2 separate regions of the Homo sapiens genome follow, and region 1 is linked to region 2. The links are chromatin loops, found by intact Hi-C in ENCODE. Cell type or tissue: gastrocnemius medialis. All regions are shown on one strand. Links, peaks and the distances in the headings refer to the core of each region. The heading gives the core; the rest is flanking DNA.

Evidence for each region. Hi-C counts contacts between places; a loop is a spot of excess contacts. Peaks named below come from ENCODE experiments on the same cell type or tissue, not always from the same donor. Only the 100,000 strongest peaks of a DNase experiment are listed, where the experiment ranks them.
Region 1: it touches region 2 in a loop (4-fold over the local background); 3 of 110 quality-filtered maps call a loop at or near these places.

The regions. Positions count from the first base shown.
Region 1 is chr5:149,662,923-149,673,035 of GRCh38, forward strand. No RefSeq gene overlaps it. Among named protein-coding and RNA genes, the nearest start is that of PPARGC1B, 62 kb to the right of the region's middle. In gastrocnemius medialis, for the core only: a CTCF peak has its summit at 4,798 (motif pointing right); DNase peaks (open chromatin) are centred at 1,386 and 3,479; H3K27ac peaks cover 2,135 bases.
Region 2 is chr5:149,850,160-149,858,187 of GRCh38, forward strand. PPARGC1B (PPARG coactivator 1 beta) reads left to right here. Exons shown (of 12, transcript NM_133263.4): 12 at 1-4,863. It overlaps PDE6A (phosphodiesterase 6A), which reads right to left. Exons shown (of 22, transcript NM_000440.3): 22 at 7,794-8,028. Among named protein-coding and RNA genes, the nearest start is that of PDE6A, 91 kb to the right of the region's middle. In gastrocnemius medialis, for the core only: a CTCF peak has its summit at 3,051 (motif pointing left); DNase peaks (open chromatin) are centred at 3,062 and 7,572; H3K27ac peaks cover 4,981 bases.

The sequences.
Region 1 (10,113 bases), core at 1,013-9,012, 190 kb before region 2:
CTGCATTCCAGTCTGGGTGACAGAGCAAGACTCTGTCTAAAAAAACCAAAACAAAATATAAAGACAAATGTTGGTGAGGATGTGGAGAAATTGGAACCCTCATATACTGCAAATGGGAACGTAAAATGGTGCAGCCACTTGGAAAATAGTCTGACAGTTCCTCAAATGGTTAAACATAGAATGGCCATGTGATCCAGCAATTCCACTCCTAGGTATGTAACCAACAGAAATAAAAACATGTTTTCATACAAAAATTCATACGTGAATGTTCATAGCAGCATTATTATAATAACCCAAGAACTGGTGAATGGATAAATAAAATACTGTATAGCCATCCAATGGAACATTATTCTGCAATCAAAAGGAATGAAGTACTGGTGCATGCTACAACATGGATAAGTCTTAACAAGTTTATGCAAAATCAACAAAGCCATTCACAAAATACCACGTATTGTATGATTCCATTTATATGAATGTCCAAAATAAGCAAATCCGTAGAGACAGAAAATAGTGGTTGTCTTGAGCTGGAAGGGGTGGACAGGACTGAAAGATGAGAGCTAAGGGGTGTGGAATTTCTTTCTGGAGTAATTAAAATGTTTTAAAATTTACTGTGAAATTGGTTGTACAGCTCTCTAAATATACTAAAAACCATCGAAATGTACACTTAAAAAGGGTGAATTAGGTGGTACATTAACTATATTTCAATAAAATCTTATAAAAACATATACAAATATGTACAATGTTTTCAATGCAACATTGTTTTTAAGTAGCAGAAGGAAATAGCCTGATACCGGTAAGTAAGTGATTGGCTAAGGAAATTACGGTAAAATATACTAATGGAATACAATGTAATGTTATGCCAAAGGCAAAAACAAGGACCTTTTGTACAAACTCATGTGGCATGATCTCTAAGATATATTGCAAAGTGAGAAAAGCACTTTAGCATAGCAGGTTCCCCTCATGTAAAAAAGAGGGGAAAGAACGTCCATCCCTACTTGGTTTTCATATGCACAGACCAGGAGTCGGCAAGCTCCAGTTCACATGTCAAATCCAGTCTGCCACCTGTCTTGGTACAGCAGGGAGCTAAGAATGGTGCTTAGATTTTTAAGTAGTTGAAAAACTAAAGAAGAATAATATTTCATGACACTTGAAAATGATATGACATTCAAATTTCTGTGTCTATAAATAAAGTTTTATTGGCATACAGCCACATTCATTCATTTATATATTGTCTATGGCTGCCTTTGCAATACAATGGCAGAGTTAAGCAGTTGGGGCAGAGACCATTAGCCTGCAAAGCCTGAAGTATTTACGATCTGGCCCTTTACAGACAAAGTTTGCTGACTCCTGGCCTAGCCTAGCTGGAAGGAAATGCTGGAAACTGGTGACCTGGCTGGCTGCTCTGGGAGAGGAAGGGACAGCTGAGGGATGAGGTAAGAGGGAGACTTCTCACTGGATACCCTTTCAGACCTCTTCAAAAGATGTCAACAAAACTAAAGCTATATATTCCTGCATGTGAACATATTAGGATGTATACATGTAGAAAAATATTTCAACAGCTATCCATCAAATGGATAACAGACTACTTACTTTGAGGGAGGGGCCTGGCTGGGGAGAGGGGAGTTAAGTGGCTTCAGTAGTAAATGTATGATTGGAATAGTTTACAAGGAGAATCACTTAATGTATGATTTAATGCAATAAAAGTGCAATAAAAATAAAGAGTGCATTCATAAAACATGGCCCTCATTGCACTTTCTTGAATTGTGTGTTCCATGAGGTTCCATGAGGTAGGCTCTTCCTGGGGAGCCATGGTAGCTCCTGGCATGGAGCATGGCCCTCTGTAGGCCCTAAGCTGGTTGAATGAGTGCGAGGGCCGGGAGATGTGTGTGTGTGCCAAGAGTGAGGGAGTGAGGGAGCGTGCTCACAGGAATGCACAGTTCAGAATGGGCTGGGGTGCAGCGGGATGATCTAGGGTGAAGGGAGGGCCAGAGTGGCAGAGCAGGGACATAGTCCCTAGCGCCTCCTAGTCCAGGGCCATCAGCTCCCCAGGGTCGGCAGCCGCCGTGGTTGAGGAGTCGTAGTCTTTTAGCCTGTCCTCATTCCCCTACCCTCATAAAGTCTCTGATTTTCTTTTTCTCCTTTTACAGCCTCTCTTGAAGGACATTAGGGGAATCTAGCTAGGGGCTTGTGCAGCACCACCTGTGCCTGCTACTCCCTAGAACTGCCTTTTCAGCAAGCACCATCTGTGGTGTCACTGCTCTCTGTGGGGGAGGTGACTCCTGCCTGCTACCCAGTGCTGGAAGACTCCCCTTCCCAAGGACCAAGCCTGTGGGGGCTGCAGCAGAACTGAAAACGGATGTTCAGGCGCCCAAGAACAGCCTGGCTCCAGGGACCAATGGCAAGAGGGTGTCTCACACATGGGCAAATTGAGGATGCCTCAGTTTTGTTTGGCTTGTCCTCCATCTCTTCTCCCAGAAACAGGGCCCTTATTTTTATTTAGGGAACTCTTTATGCTCACTCCGTGTAATTTGGGTGGGGCTGAACCAACCCTGGATGCAAAATTGAACACAAGAAACAGATCTGGCCAATCAGAAAATTCCATTTTTCTGGTCACAGTGATTGGTTCAGAGATGGGCAAGTGGCCCAAAGTTAAGCCAATGAACGTCAGCCTCAAGATTTTTGCTGATGCTATCAGGAGAGAGGTGCTGTCTCTGGGCTGGGCTTGTTACCTGCAGAACTACACTTAGAGCTGCTGGTTGACTTTTGTCAATACATAGAGCAAGCCAGCCTGAGAACAAAGCTAAGATGGGCAGAAGTAGAGCTGAGAATTGGAGACTGGTTCCTGATGGCAGTGTTTACACCAGATTCATATCTACCCTTGGCCTTTTCAATTAAATAAACTCAAAATTCCCTCTTTTGCTTTGGCTGGTTTGTGTCGATAAGAGTCATTGAAAAGCAGTGTTAGCAGAGGGAAGCTTCCTGTCAGATTCTCTGAGCATTTCATGAAGATTTCATTTCCACCCACTCTGCGGTGCACTTACAACCCTCTGCTCCCAGCTGTCCAGGGGCAGTCTGCCTCTCTGGCTTGCTGGCTCTCAACACCTCTCTGAGTGAGATATCCGACCCCCTAGGTCTTCTCTCCTCCCCTTGGCAACCCACCCCTCTAAATTCCAGCCCCTGAGGATCCAAGCCCATGGCCTGGTGTTAACTCCCATCCCCTTTATGACTGTAATGTGTCCCAGACACAACAGTTGATGTTCTTTAAGCTTTGATGAGTACTTCCTATTTGCCAGACTCTGTGCCAGCCTCATTACATACATAATCTCATCGAATCTTCTCAATAATGCTGTTGGGTAGGTTTTATGATTATTATTCCCATTTTCAAGAATAGAAACCAGTGGCTTAGGGAGATGAAGTAACTGGCCTGAGACCAAACAGCTGAGTCACACACAGTGGGAGGCAGGGCTAGACAGAGTTGTAGGAGGGAACTAACCCCAGGGCCTGTGCCCCAATCGCCACACCAGTGCTTCTAACCCAAGTGAGCCCCAGGATCACCAGGGCACAGGAGCCCATTCCAGGGACCCACATCCCCTGAGTGAGGATGGGAAGGTCTGGGAATCTGCTTTGTTAAATACCCCAGGGGATACTGAAGCATGAGGTCCCCAGGACCTTACACTGACAGTAGCCACTGTCTCCCCCATTAAGGACTTTGGCGCTAGAAAGGAGTTTGGCATTGCCAGATCTATTATTGCAGGAGCTGAAGCTCTGCCCTAGCTCAGAAATGATGACAACGCTAGACAAACTTCTTTGCTGACACAGGGAAAGGAGAGATCAAGGGCATGTGGATAAGCAACTCATGCCTGGGAATAAAACAAAAATTTAAAGAATAACATCATTCCACTCTTCAGGGGGTGGGTTGTGAGTGTCTGGACTCTAAGAGGTAAGAGGTATAAGCCAGGGCCCAGGAGAAATTCAAATTCTATAGGCTTTCTTCATTTGTCCCTGAAAAGAAATGGCTCTCACAGCCCCATGAATGAAGTTCAAAGTTATTATTATTATTTTTTTAGACAGAGTCTCACTCTGTCACCCAGGCTGGAGTACAACGGTGCAATCTCAGCTCACTGCAACCGCCACCTCCCAGGTTCAAGCAATTCTCCTGCCTCATCCTCCCAAGTAGCTGGGACTGCAGGCACCTGTCACCACACCTAACTTTTTTTTTTGTATTTTTAGTAGAAACAGGGTTTCACCATGTTGGCCAGGCTGGTCTAAAACTCCTGACCTCAGGTGATCCACCTGCCTCAGCCTCCCAATGTGCTGGGATTACAGGCATGAGCCACCGCACCCTGCCAAGTTCAAAGTTCTTAACAAAGCTTTGCACCCAACATGAGCTGGTTGTGCTCTCTTGACACCTGGCTTTTAGGCATACCTCACCTTTCTGCCTGAAATGCTGTCTGTTTCCTTCCCCTCCTTTGCTTAACAAACTTCTGCTTATCCTTCAGATCCCAGCATTAATGGCCCTCCCTCTGGGAAGCCTCCTCCAATCACCAAATCTAGATTAGGTGTCCTTCCTCAGGGCTCCCTTACCTCCCTTAATATGTCTTGATTGTACCTCTCATATTGTATTTTATGTGTTTAATTCACCCTGCTATACTGTGAGGTTCCTGAAGGAAGGGCCGTGTCTATCGTGTTCTCTATTATATTCTCAGCACCAGACATATTATAACAATGAGTTAGTGAAAGCTTAATAAAACCAAAACAGAAAGCCCCAGGCAGTTACATGCAGTAATCATATTGACCACTAGATGGCACACGACTATGACGTCCCAATTGGGATGGGCTGGGAGAGGGGCGTGAAATTGATGAGCAGGTTGGTGGAAGGAGGCCGGGGGGCCTCTGATCTTCTCCAGACTGACAGCTGGAGACCTTCGTGATCCTTAAATTTGTATGTGTGGAAATCTTTGTTCAGGTAATTGCCTTACTCCAGAACCCCATTTCCATTAAGGGTTACGTCTTCATGCTACACATTAAACACTTTTTGATGTCTCTGAAGTTTCTTCTCTCGCTTACCAAAGAGGTGTTTTCTGTTATTAGTGTTGCTGTTGATTGCTTGAAATGGTTTTATAGATTGCTTTTTCTTATTACTCGTTAGGAATTAGGTGGAGTCTGTCACTTTTAGGCTCTGAGCCACCACTGAGTCTAATCTTCCACTCTTCAGTTGATCTGAAACTTCTGTTTTTTGGCTTAAGAACTAACACACACTTAGACTTGTCTTCCTCTTCCCTTTTATCACCAACACAAGTCGGCTTATTTTTCAACGAGTGTATCTTGTAGAAAGCCATTTTTTAAAAAAAATTATCCCTGGAGAATGTCAGGATAGGTGACAAGTGTTGACCTGTACCTGCTGGGCAGCAGGCTAGGCTTACAGACTGTTGTTATTCTTCCCAGCATACCAGCTTCCCAGGGCCATGATTTACATCTGGACCCAGCACAATGACTAATATATACCATGAACATTCTGGTTTGCTCACAAATAATTGAAACCAAACATTTAAATTAAACAATGCCAAGAATCTAAGGTAGCAAGCTGATGGCTAGCTAATTTCCTAGAAGCCCCAACAGTCCCACCTGTTATTTTTTTTTTTAACTTCTTAAATGCACAAATTTATTTTTTCTCAACAAACACACATCTTAATGCCTTTACAACTTTTATCTCCCCAAATATATCTTGCTTTTCTTTATACATGCTGTATACAGAGTTGTTTTCTTTATATTTAGTAGTTATTGCTTTTTTGTGCCCTTTTGGGTCCTGAATTTACACATCAGGCATAGAGCTTGGGACAGGAAAGAGCTGTGAAGCAAATTCCTGGAAGATCAAACCCCTTCCAGCATGGCCAGGTAGCACAGCTGAGCCAGGGATGATGGGGCCATATTGGGTTTGGCTCTGCCTTGCAGCTGGCAGTCCAAACACTGAGGACATGCATATATTTCTGCAGGCCTCACTATGGTCATCTGTCCAAACCCCAGAATCCAGAGACTCAAAACGAAATACAGTCATACAGTAAGATATGTGCAAGGTTTCAGGGAGCCCAGCAGCCAGACCTTACAGCTTTAGCTCAATTTAGACAAATCAAGCAAGTTTAAGAAATATTCCAGAAGTAGCAGTTTTATGACCTTAAAACATGTAATAGGCTGGGCACGGTGGCCCATGCCTGTAATCCCAGCACTTTGGGAGGCCAAGGTGGGCAGATCACTTGAGGTCAGGAGTTCGAGACCAGCCTAGCCAACATGGTGAAATCCTGTTTCTACTACAAACACAAAAATTAGCCAAGTATGGTGGCATACACCTGTAGTTTAGCTATTCGGAAGGCTGAGGCAGGAGAATCACTTGAACCTGGGAGACGGAAGTTGTGGTGAGCTGAGATCTCACCACTGCACTCCAGCCTGGGCAATGAGAGCAAAACTCCAGCTCAAAAACAAAAAACAAATTAAAAAAAAAAAAAAAAAAAAAAAAAAAAGTAATAGAGACAATGTAAACCTGTCTGTCAGTAGACCCAGGCAAAAACAATTATATTTAACTGACAATCCTGAAGCCTTTCCAATTTTCTTTTTCTTTCTTTTTTTTTTTTTTATTGATCATTCTTGGGTGTTTCTCGCAGAGGGGGATTTGGCAGGGTCACAGGACAATAGTGGAGGGAAGGTCAGCAGATAAGTGAACAAAGGTCTCTGGTTTTCCTAGGCAGAGGACCCTGCGGCCTTCCGCAGTGTTTGTGTCCCTGGGTACTTGAGATTAGGGAGTGGTGATGACTCTTAAGGAGCATGCTGCCTTCAAGCATCTGTTTAACAAAGCACATCTTGCACCACCCTTAATCCATTCAATCCTGAGTGGACACAGCACATGTTTCAGAGAGCACAGGGTTGGGGGTAAGGTCACAGATCAACAGGATCCCAAGGCAGAAGAATTTTTCTTAGTACAGAACAAAATGAAAAGTCTCCCATGTCTACCTCTTTCTACACAGACATGGCAACCATCCGATTTCTCAATCTTTTCCCCACCTTTCCCCCCTTTCTATTCCACATTGTCATCATGGCCCGTTCTCAATGAGCTGTTGAGTACATCTCCCAGACGGGGTGGTGGCCGGGCAGAGGGGCTCCTCACTTCCCAGTAGGGGCAGCCGGGCAGAGGCGCCCCTCACCTCCCGGACGGGGCGGCTGGCCGGGCGGGGGGCTGACCCCCCCCACCTCCCTCCCGGATGGGGTGGCTGGCCGGGCAGAGGGGCTCCTCTCTTCCCAGTAGGGGCGGCCAGGCAGAGGCGCCCCTCTCTTCCCAGTAGGGGAGGCCGGGCAGAGGCGCCCCTCACCTCCCGGATGGGGCGGCTGGCCGGGCGGGGGGCTACCCCCCCACCTCCCTCCTGGACGGGGCGGCTGGCCGGGCCAGGGGCTGACCCCCCACCTCCCTCCCGGACGGGGCGGCTGGCTGGGCAGAGGGGCTCCTCTCTTCCCAGTAGGGGCGGCCGGGCAGAGGCGCCCCTCACCTCCCGGATGGGGCGGCTGGCCGGGCGGGGGGCTGACCCCCCCACATCCTTCCTGGATGGGGCGGCTGGCCGGGCAGAGGGGCTCCTCACTTCCCAGTAGGGGCGGCCGGGCAGAGGCGCCCCTCACCTCCTGGACGGGGCGGCTGGCCGGGCGGGGGGCTGACCCCCCCACCTCCCTCCCAGACGGGGTGGCTGCCGGGCGGAGACACTCCTCACTTCCCAGACGGAGTGGCTGCCGGGCGGAGGGGCTCCTCACTTCTCAGACGGGGCGGTTGCCAGGCAGAGGGTCTCCTCACTTCTCAGACGGGGCGGCCGGGCAGAGACGCTCCTCACATCCCGGACGGGGCGACAGGGCAGAGGCGCTCCCCACATCTCAGACGATGGGTGGCCGGGCAGAGACGCTCCTCACTTCCTAGATGGGATGGCGGCCGGGCAGAGACGCTCCTCACTTTCCAGACTGGGCAGCCAGGCAGAGAGGCTCCTCACATCCCAGACGATGGGCGGCCAGGCAGAGACACTCCTCACTTCCCAGACGGGGTGGCGGCCGGGCAGAGGCTGCAATCTCGGCACTTTGTGGGGCCAAGGCAGGCGGCTGGGAGGTGGAGGTTGTAGCCAGCCGAGATCACGCCACTGCACTCCAGCTTGGGCACCATTGAGCACTGAGTGAACACGACTCTGTCTGCCATCCCGGCACCTCGGGAGGCCGAGGCTGGCGGATCACTCGCGGTTAGGAGCTGGAGACCAGCCCGGCCAACACGGCGAAACCCCGTCTCCACCAAAAAAATACGAAAACCAGTCAGGCGTGGCGGCGCGCGCCTGCAATCGCAGGCACTCGGCAGGCTGAGGCAGGAGAATCAGGCAGGGAGGTTGCAGTGAGCCAAGATGGCAGCAGTACAGTCCAGCTTTGGCTCGGCATCAGGGGGAGACCATGGAAAGAGAGGGAGAGGGAGACCGTGGGGAGAGGGAGAGGGAGAGGGAGAGGGAGAGCCCCACCTGTTATTATAATAATGATGTCATTTGGAGAATCATTTTCTGTGGAAGGTAATGAAAACCTCAATTTGGCAGAAATTCAGTAACTTAGAGCCTGTAAGAAGTTAGGAATTGGGTGTTGCCCTAATGGGGTTAATTCTTGATTACCCTATAGATGCTCACGTGGCTACATTAACCTCTCTGTGCCTTTGCTTTCTATCTTTCCAGTGGAGGCAGCAAGCCTGCCAGGGCTGGCCTGAGAAGGGGAATTTGAGCCTCCTCTTTGTACATATATTTGACTTGGCACTGGTTCCAGGCCAGTGTAGCCACCATAAGCAGTTACCAAGGCCTCTGGCAATCTTGCTTTGTCCGGCTCCCCAGCCGATGCCAGTCTCTGCCCATTACACCCTTCATATCTGAACAGTTTGGGAATTATTTAGAAACGGCCTTATTTGTAGTCCTATAATCCAGCCAATATGACAGCCATAAAGATTGCTTTGTCGTTCCTTGAGCTGTTGATTGAAGGGTGTGGAGGGAAACAGAAACTGGATTAGTCAAGGGCTTTGCCCCAAGGTTGCCCAAAGTGGTACACTGGTCGTAGGGGACAGGCTAGAACCCAGGGCTCTTGGCAGCCCAGATAGTACATTCTCCCTCCTGTGGGCTATTTCCAAGAGCTGTGTGTGTCTCTCTGTGTGTGTGTGTGTGTGTGTGTGTGTGTGTGTGTGTGTTGGATAGAGGGGGTAGTTATTAGTCATTCAGCCATAGTCCTTCTCTCAACGAGGATGTTGTGGACGGCCACCAAAATGGGTTCAGTATTAAGCTTCGTGACATTAGATTTGGCAGTTATTTCTTGGCTATGACACTAAAGGCTCTGGTAACAAAAGAAAAAATATACATATAGGACTACATGAAAATCTTTAAATTTTATGCACCAAAAGACACTATCAGCAGATAAGAAAGCAACCCACAGATTAGGAGAAAATATTTGTAAGTCATACATTTGATAAGGGATTAATATCTAGGGTATATAGAGAACTCCTAAAACTCAACAAGGAAAAAACAAACAGCCCAATTTAAAAATAAGCAAAGAAGCCAGGCGCAGTGGCTCACACCTGTAATCCCAGAACATTGGGAGATGGAGGCGGGTGGATCACTTGAGGCCAGGAATTTGAGACCAGCCTGGCCAACATGATGAAACCCCGTCTCTACTAAAAATACAAAAAAGTAGCTGGGCACGGTGGTGTGTGCCTGTATTCCCAGCTGCTTGGGAGGCTGAGGCAGGAGAATCACTTGAACCTGGGAGGCAGAGGCTGCAGTGAGCTGAGATCATTCAAGTGCACTCCAGCCTGGGTAACAGAGTGAGACTCTGTCTCAAAAAAAAATGTGCAAAGGGTCCAAATAGACACTTCTCCAAAAAAAAGATACACACATAGCCAATAAACACATGAAAAGAAGCTCAGCATCACAAATCATTAGGGAAATGCAAATCAAAACCGCAATGAGATACACCTCACACCCATTAGTACGGCTACTATAAAACAGAGAAACAAAACCCCCATAAAATAGTGTTGTCAAGGATATGGAGAAATTGGAACCCCTTGTACACTGTTGA
Region 2 (8,028 bases), core at 29-8,028:
GTTGGTCCATATATGATCTCTTAGCCCCTCCTATTTGCTTCTTCCTTGATTGCTCTTGGTCAAAGGGTCAGCCTTGGGCTGGTGATACTTTAGAGTAAAGAAATGGAGAGTTTTAGCAAAGGACCAGTCTGTCCCTCCCTGCTTTGGGGTCAGCTAAAGCTGTCCTTTCATGTCAGATTAACCTAGGACACTTGTAGTTAGCTTAGACGTTGGCCCTTGAGCAGAGACCTGAGCGTGGCATTGGGACATGACATACCTAAAGTCAGGGCTAGGGGACGCTGCCTGCCAAGGGCATCGAGTAGTCTCTACTTGCTATCCCGTACATAAAATGCTACAAGTTCTAAAATTTACCGACCCTGCAGACAACCTCTATCCCGAAGGACTCATTCGGTGCTGTGTATTATTTAGGGCAACTCCAAGGTCTATTCAGAAAAACGAGTGAACCTTGGTCTCTTTCCCACCAAATTGAGGAGTAACCCAGAGGGAGCAGCTGCCATTGGCAACCATCTCGTTGTAGCTCTGTCCTAGTGTTTGCTCTTGATGATGTTTACATGTGATCGCCATAAAGCTTGCTGTAGACTGTGTCGATAGCCGCCCGCACAGGGCAGGTCGTACTGTCCGTTTCTGTGCCGTGCTGGTGTTTTCCAAAAATGTCTGATCCAACCACTAAGTGGAATTCTTCCATCTCCTTCCTCAGTCTGTACAAGGCTGAATCAGAATCCCCATTCTCGGGGGCTCTGGTTACCGAAGGAAAATGCATCAAAGAGTTAAAGAATATGAGTGGATGGAGTGCAGCTAAGGCCCCCACCCCCTGCTCCGTCACAACTTGCCCCCTCAACCAAAAAGCTGCTTTGAGTCAAAAAGCACCCATAAGATACCTGCATCTGCCTTGAAATCTTGCAGCATGGAGTGTCATATGTACTCAGGAGAGAGGCAGGGCTTTGCGGGCAGGAGAAGGAAGGGAGGAATGCTCTGAGCTGCAAAGACCCAGTACTCAAGTTCTGACGTGGGAGGAGATGCAGTGAGACGTCTCTTGTTGCCTAAAGCCTGTTCCTGTTGGTTTTCTTAGAGTGATTTCTCCTAGACATGTGCAGTAGGCCCACTGGGGCTGCTGTGCAGTGGTGAGTAAAAGGGCAGGGAAGGCATGGACAGCCTGGTCCTTCTGCATGGACAGCTCAGTCCATGGCCCATCCCAGGTATAGAGTTCAGTTAATCCCATTTGAGCCTGCAGCTTAAGAGATGGCTCATCCTAACTGTGAAGCAAAATCAGCCCCAGAGGATGTATTGATCTGACTCACTGATGTCAAAATTGCAGTATTTTTTTAGCATTTGAGATTTAGCAGCTGCCTTCAGTTTGGGGTTACCCACATCCCAGCATCAGATATGATTAAGGAAAGAAATTGGATGTACAACAGCAAAGAAAGTGAATGTCATGGTTTCCCTGGCCAAAGAAGAGGGACCCTGTCATCCTTACCAATGGGGAAGAAGAAAACTAGTGCATGTGCAATATGTCAAAGTTAGTCCCCTAGTCCCTGAGGGGTTTTTACACACAGATGGGCTCCAGGTCTGCTCGTCAAGTTTGGAGGTACCGGGTAAATGGAGGGGAGCTGCAGAGTTGGAAACCCACATGCATGGATGTGTCCTTGGCCCAGAACCACCATGGGATGGGGGAGGCCCTGAGCCGGCTACAAGACACCCAGGAAGTAGGCAAAGGCTGACTTTGCATTAAACAATAAAAGCACTTTGAGAAAACCCCAACACTTCAGCCTGGGTCCGTGTTTCTACACTGGAAAATACGAGTCTCCTTTGGCTGTGTGAAGTGATCTTCTAGAGACTGGGACAGGGAGTTTGGGAATGGGGCTGCTGTCAGGTAGGAGAGAGCAGAGATGCCTTTGGAGATGTCAGCAGCAGGAGAGCCAGTGCTGGGGCCAACCCTTTGCTGGCCTTTTGTTGGAAGCCCTTGAAACAGGGAGCCATGGGTTTAGATCTTGGTACCTACCTTTACAGAAAGATGAAAACAGCCCAGCTGAGTGAAATGAGTTTGTAGAGTAAGTCACTTAACTGTAAGCCATCTCAGAATCAGAAACCCTAATGTTTCTTACTTGCTATGTGACCTTGGGCCCCTGTTTCCTCATCTACCAAATGAGAATGTTGAATATGAGCATTAAAGTCCCTTTCACCTCTGAGAGGCTCAGATCCCCAACCAGGAGCATTGGGAATCCATCACTCCTCCTTGAAACTGATTCCATTCTCTGACTTGACCCAGCTCCTGTTCAGGGTGAGGGTTCTCTGCAAGAACCAACCAGCAGTAGGTTCAATCCCACTGTGTCCTGGCTGAGTTGCCTTATCCAAGAAGACCAGCTCCCCGGGACAGATCTAAGCCATAGTTTCTAGTGGGGACAGTAAGGAATTAAACCCCCAACTTGGCTAGGTAACGATGTCAAATCTCACATTAACCTTGTCTTTGTCCCCACTGGATAGCTGTTAATCCGAATGTTGTGACCATTTGGCTGTTTCTCTCTTGTTCTCAGACAATACTAGCAATACACTTTTTTTTTTTTTTTTTAAAGAAAAACAGCTTAGGAGCTTTTCACACATTTCTTTCAAATGATTGTAAAACATATGGGGCAACAGGAGGCATTGATCGCGCTGCATATGTTTAGGGCAGCTTTTGTTTTTTGTTTCTTTAATGGTATAGCAGCAGTGACTGAGCCTTCGTGATTCCTGGGGACAGCTTTTCAGATACTCTGTTTCATCAGTATGCTTTGCACATCCGGAAGGAGTACAAAAATCCAACTGCCCAAATTTGGGGCTTGGAAAATAGGTTTTATAGGTGGTCGGTCCCTGGGCTGTGCAACAACTCCTCAAAGAGGGGTTTATATAACTAGAACCCCCCTGGGCTGTATTTTTGGTCAAAGGAGTCTCCAAGGCGGCTTACAAAAGCTTCCTTTTTCACTTGACCACCCTTGCTCATTGGTTACTTGTGAAGGGAATTGGTCAGTTTCCACCTCAGCACTTTGCCTTATCAACATGCGGTCGCCATCTAGTGGCCAAAGGTTGTCTCCACCAGCTACCCAGATGGAAGGCAAATAAATCCTTTCGGCCACCCTGCTGTCCATCGTGAACTTTGGGAATGAAATATAATGGCCTGAACGAACTGCCTTTGTGTTCAGAGATCAGTGCAACACTAGGGTCAGAAGACTCCAGAAGCAGCCACTTAGTAGACTCTCACGCAGAACTGAGAAATGCACTAGCTGTCCTGTGGGCAGAAGAGACAGGAGTGGACCAGGAGAGGTCCAGGTGCCCGGGAAGGGTTTACTGTAACTGCAATACTGGCAGCCCAGCTGCTGACCTTGTTAAGTAAACCTTTGCTGGGTGGTCCGAATTCTGCCCTCAAGGCAAGATAAGAAGTTGGGTGTAAGGATTTTGTGGGGGGCCTGGCCATGATCTTTGATATGATCCCCGAATAGCCAAATAGTTTTTTTTGTTCAATTTTTTGTTTCTGTATTTTGTATTTTTAAAATCTTGTCAAATGTTTTTGTGTTAGGAATAAAAAGTCATAAACTATTCCCAACTTTGTTTCTTGAGGGATGTTCTGATTCCAATGGAAACAGGTGGGAAATCTCAAGGGGAGCGTGGACAAGGTGGTATGTGCAGCAGGGGAATAGACTGCTTGGATTTCCAAATGGTTTCTGGGGAAGATGACCATCCAGAAGTCCAGCTTAGTGCAGTCTGCTCTGGAATTCACACCCACCCCCTCGCCTCCTTGTGCCATGTTGTTAGCATTGGCTTGGAGCATCTGCTTCTTCCAGAGGCAGCTGCTAATGTTGAAACCAACACGAGCCCTCTCCCCAACCCCAGGTTTCTAAAGAAGGTGTCTGTAGCCAGCCTTAATCAACTGGGCAAGGTGGTCCCTATGGTCCTTTCCAGCATTTCCAAATCTTGGACTCAAATTATTTTCTCTTGGTGTGACCACACAGCCTAGAGAATTCTGAGCAATAGGAGCCAGGGCTTTCCCTGACTCTGCGACAGGGTCAAACCAAGGAATGGCTAAACCTGTGAGGTTTTGTCATCCCCGGGGGTACTACTGTAGGGGGCATTATTTATTAGGAAGCTTAACAAGGTAACTACGGCCTGAGTGCGTGAGTGTAAGGCTGTGTTTGTGGTGGGGGTGTGTGTGTGTGTATCTGTGCACACATACACACGTCTGTGCCTGTGTGTGTGTGTTTGTGTGTGTGTGTGTGTGTGGAATTACATTGATGCATTTATTGAGAAAGGTGCAAGAATTTCACCTACACAGAGGGACACATCTGCTTTGTTATTTATAATAGAAAGCTAAATTTTAATTTTTTAAAGGACACTGCTAATGATTGAGAATCAAGTTTTTAGTTTTGCTATTTTTTTTAATTGGTAGAGGATTTTTATATATTTTTTCCATTTTGTTGGGTTGTGTCCTTATTTATATAAATACTTTATCCGTAAGAGGCAAGGAGGAAACCTTCTTTGCTTTTACATATTGTGGTTGTCATCGTCCCTATTTTATTTCTGGTGTGATTTCTCTGTCTTACCTTCTAAATGAGAAAATGTTTTCTTGTATTTGTACATTGTCAGATTCTATAGTTTCCTAGATAATTTAACCAAATTGCTCTATGTATTATTATTCTGTGAGTATAAAGTTCTATTTTAATGTCTGTAAATACTTCAGAACTGGCTTCTTTTCTCAAACTCCCACTGTGGGGTTATTGTTTACATCACAGAAACTGTAGAATCTCTATGCTCATGTACTGTAAATAGTGAAGTGATCTGCTTATAAATAAACTTAACAAATACACTATGGAGATTAAAAACAAAATACCACCCACAGCTTTGCCCATGTGTGTTTTTCCTTGTTGGTCCTGGGAGCTCATTGAGGGACACTCTGACCACTAAATGGGGAAGAGATTTCAGTTTTCAGCGTCACCTTCTCAGATAAGACCCCGGATGATGTCTGCTCCTCACCTCACCACACTTCTCCCTCCTTCAGAGCACTTTTCACAGTTCATAATATCCATTCGTGCCAGGCACAGGGGCTGAGGTGGGGGATCACTTGAGCCCAGGAGTTCAAGGCCAGCCTGGGCAACATAGTGAGACCCCCATCTCTGAAAAAGTAAAGTAAATAAAATATAATAAATAAATAAAATAACCATTCAGACTCATCTCACATAACAGCTGTTCCATGAACGACTTTTTGCCCTGACTTTTATAAAGCTATACCACTTTCTGAACAAAGACTTCCTTGTTTTGGTATATCAACTTTCACATAAGCACATTGAATAAATGCACTGTAGGAGGTATTTTGGCATTGTGGTTCCAGGCAAAACACTCATCAATTTGTAATTACAAAATGGTTTCTGGTCAGAGGATCTCATAGAGAGCAGGCCTGCATTGTGTGCGGTAATTGAATGAGCTCAGAACATTTTCCTTTGTGTACTTCCAGCAAGTAGGGTGAGGAAGTGGCATCTTCCAAGACTCTCAGTTGCGTGCCTGTGTGTTATTTCCTCACGTCTCAAAGGGGTTAGCCTGTATTTTGCCCTAAAGCTGTTTTTTGTGCTTTAACTTTATTTTTAAATGCCAGACACCCATAAGCCCCAAAGGGTTGAAACACTGGCAAAGAGAATTATATATAAACAAGAACAGGCTGGGCGCGGTGGCTCGCATCTGTAATCCCAGCACTTTGGGAGGCTGAGGCGGGCGGATCACCTGAGGTTAGGAGTTCGAGACTAGCCTGGCCAACGTGGTGAAACCCCATCTCTACTAACAATACAAAAATTAGCCCGGCGTGGTGAGGGGCGCCTGTAATCCCAGCTACTCGGGAGGCTGAGGCAGGAGAATCGCTTGAACCCGGGAGGCGGAGGTTGCAGTGAGCCAAGGTCGTGGCAACAGAGCCTGGGCAACAGAGCAAGACTCCATCTCAAAATAAATAAATAAAATAAGAACAGGTGCAATGAATGATTACATTTTATGTTATGTGCAAACTATTTTCAGGTTGCTATTTATTACATAAACTCATACAAACTCATACATATATTCTCCTTGTTCAGGTGATTTATTTTCCCCATCTGTAAAGATTGTTTGGATTTCTTTGATTGCAAGGGAACACATCATGATTTTTTCCCATTAAAATTAATAGGAACGTTTCCACTTAGGGGCAGAGTTCTCTGGTGTGATGAGAATATGTGTGTGATTGAGGGCTCAGTACCTGTTGCCCATCTGTTGTAAGCTTCAGGAGAACAGGCCTGCCTTTCCGTTCACTGCAGGGCACTGGCCCCATCAGTCAGGAATTCCTGAGTAGATCCTACCCGTAGTGCAAGGAATAGGATGGCAGATGCAGAGCCTCAAGACCTGCCTTTGGGACCCATCTCTGCCACTTCTGTATTGTGTGAATTGGGCAGACCACCTCCTTGGTCCCTGGTTTTCCCAAATATGAAACAATTTGCTTAGCTGAACTCAAAGGTCCTTTATGTTCTTATGTTCTTTAAAAACAACAATAAAACCTGATTTGCAGAAGCAGTATGGTACAAGGAAAATGCTTACAAGCTGGGGTTCTGGGGTTCTGGTGTCAAGCTGCTTGGCTTTTTTTTTTTTTTTTTGTGATGGAGTCTCGCTCTTGTTGCCCAGCTGGAGTGCAATGGTGCAATCTCGGCTCACTGGAACCTCTGCCTCCTGGATTCAAATGATTCTCCTGCCTCAGCCTCCCAAGTAGCTGGGATTACAGGCACCCGCCACCACACCCAGCTAATTTTTGTATTTTTAGTAGAGACAGGGTTTCCACCATGTTCGCCAGACTGGTCTCAAACTCCTGACCTTAGTTGATCCATCCACCTCGGCCTCCCAAAGTGCTGGGATTACAGGCATTGAGCCACCACGCCTGGCCTAAGCTGCTTGGCTTTGAAACTTGGCTCTACCGCTTATCAGCTAGGTGTCCTCGGGCAGGTTTTCTAACCTCTCTAAGTCTGCTCCTCACCATGTGATAAATGGAGCTAGTAACAGTTTCTCCCTTGGAGTATTGTTGTTAGGATGAAATTAGATCGTGCACAGTACCTAGGACATGGTAAGTACTTAATCAGCATCAGCTGTGATCCTCATTCAGCTCAGTCTCATTTGGTGCTAACCATAGTCCTCTGAGAGAGGCACTGCAAGGATCTTGACCTTTTTTTGACAGATTGGGAAGGCTGGGAAGTGGAGCAGAAGGAACCTGCCGAAGGGACTCAGAAACATGGCAGCAGAGTCAGGACCAGCAACATCAATGCCCGTGTGTTCCTGAGTGACACTTATTTCTCCTTGCTACTCTGCCATGTAACCACCAAACGTGATGTTCTTAGGACAGGCCTCTGCTTAAAGACCACTGCTATCAGGGTGTGCATTGCAGCAGGGCAGAACATCTAGTTTGGGAGTTTAAAGATGCAAGTTCCAGACCCAGTTCTCTATTGACATCACCACCTGCAAACATGAGCAGGGCCCATGCGTCAGGAGCCCAGATTGATCTACTGTGGAGGCCACCAGGATGTGGCTGCCCTGTACACTATGTTCTCTGTGATCCTGGGCATCTCCTGGAGGGAAGCCAGGGAACTGTGCCAGGAACTTGGCCCAGCCCCGTCTTCTCACTGGCCTTCAATTTCCTCATGTGTCTAAAAAGAGAGATTACAGTAGATGAGTGGTTTACCGTTTGGGGAAACCATGTGGCTCCCTCTCCTCAAAGCAACTGTTTTAATATATTAGTTTCTGCATAACATTCAGTGTGGAAGGAAGAAAAGTTCTAGAGCTAATGTCCATTTATTAGAATGAGACAGAGGAATGTGTTACATGCGGCCACAAAGAAACAAACAGATAAATACAGAATGTGGGAAAACTGACTCTGTTTCTGCAAGGTGATGACAATGGAAAAAAGGAAGGAGTACTTTGTAGATTAAAAGAGACTTCAGAAACTTAACCATGGCTATGTGAGGTGATGGATATATTAATTAGCTTAATTATGGTAACCATTTCACA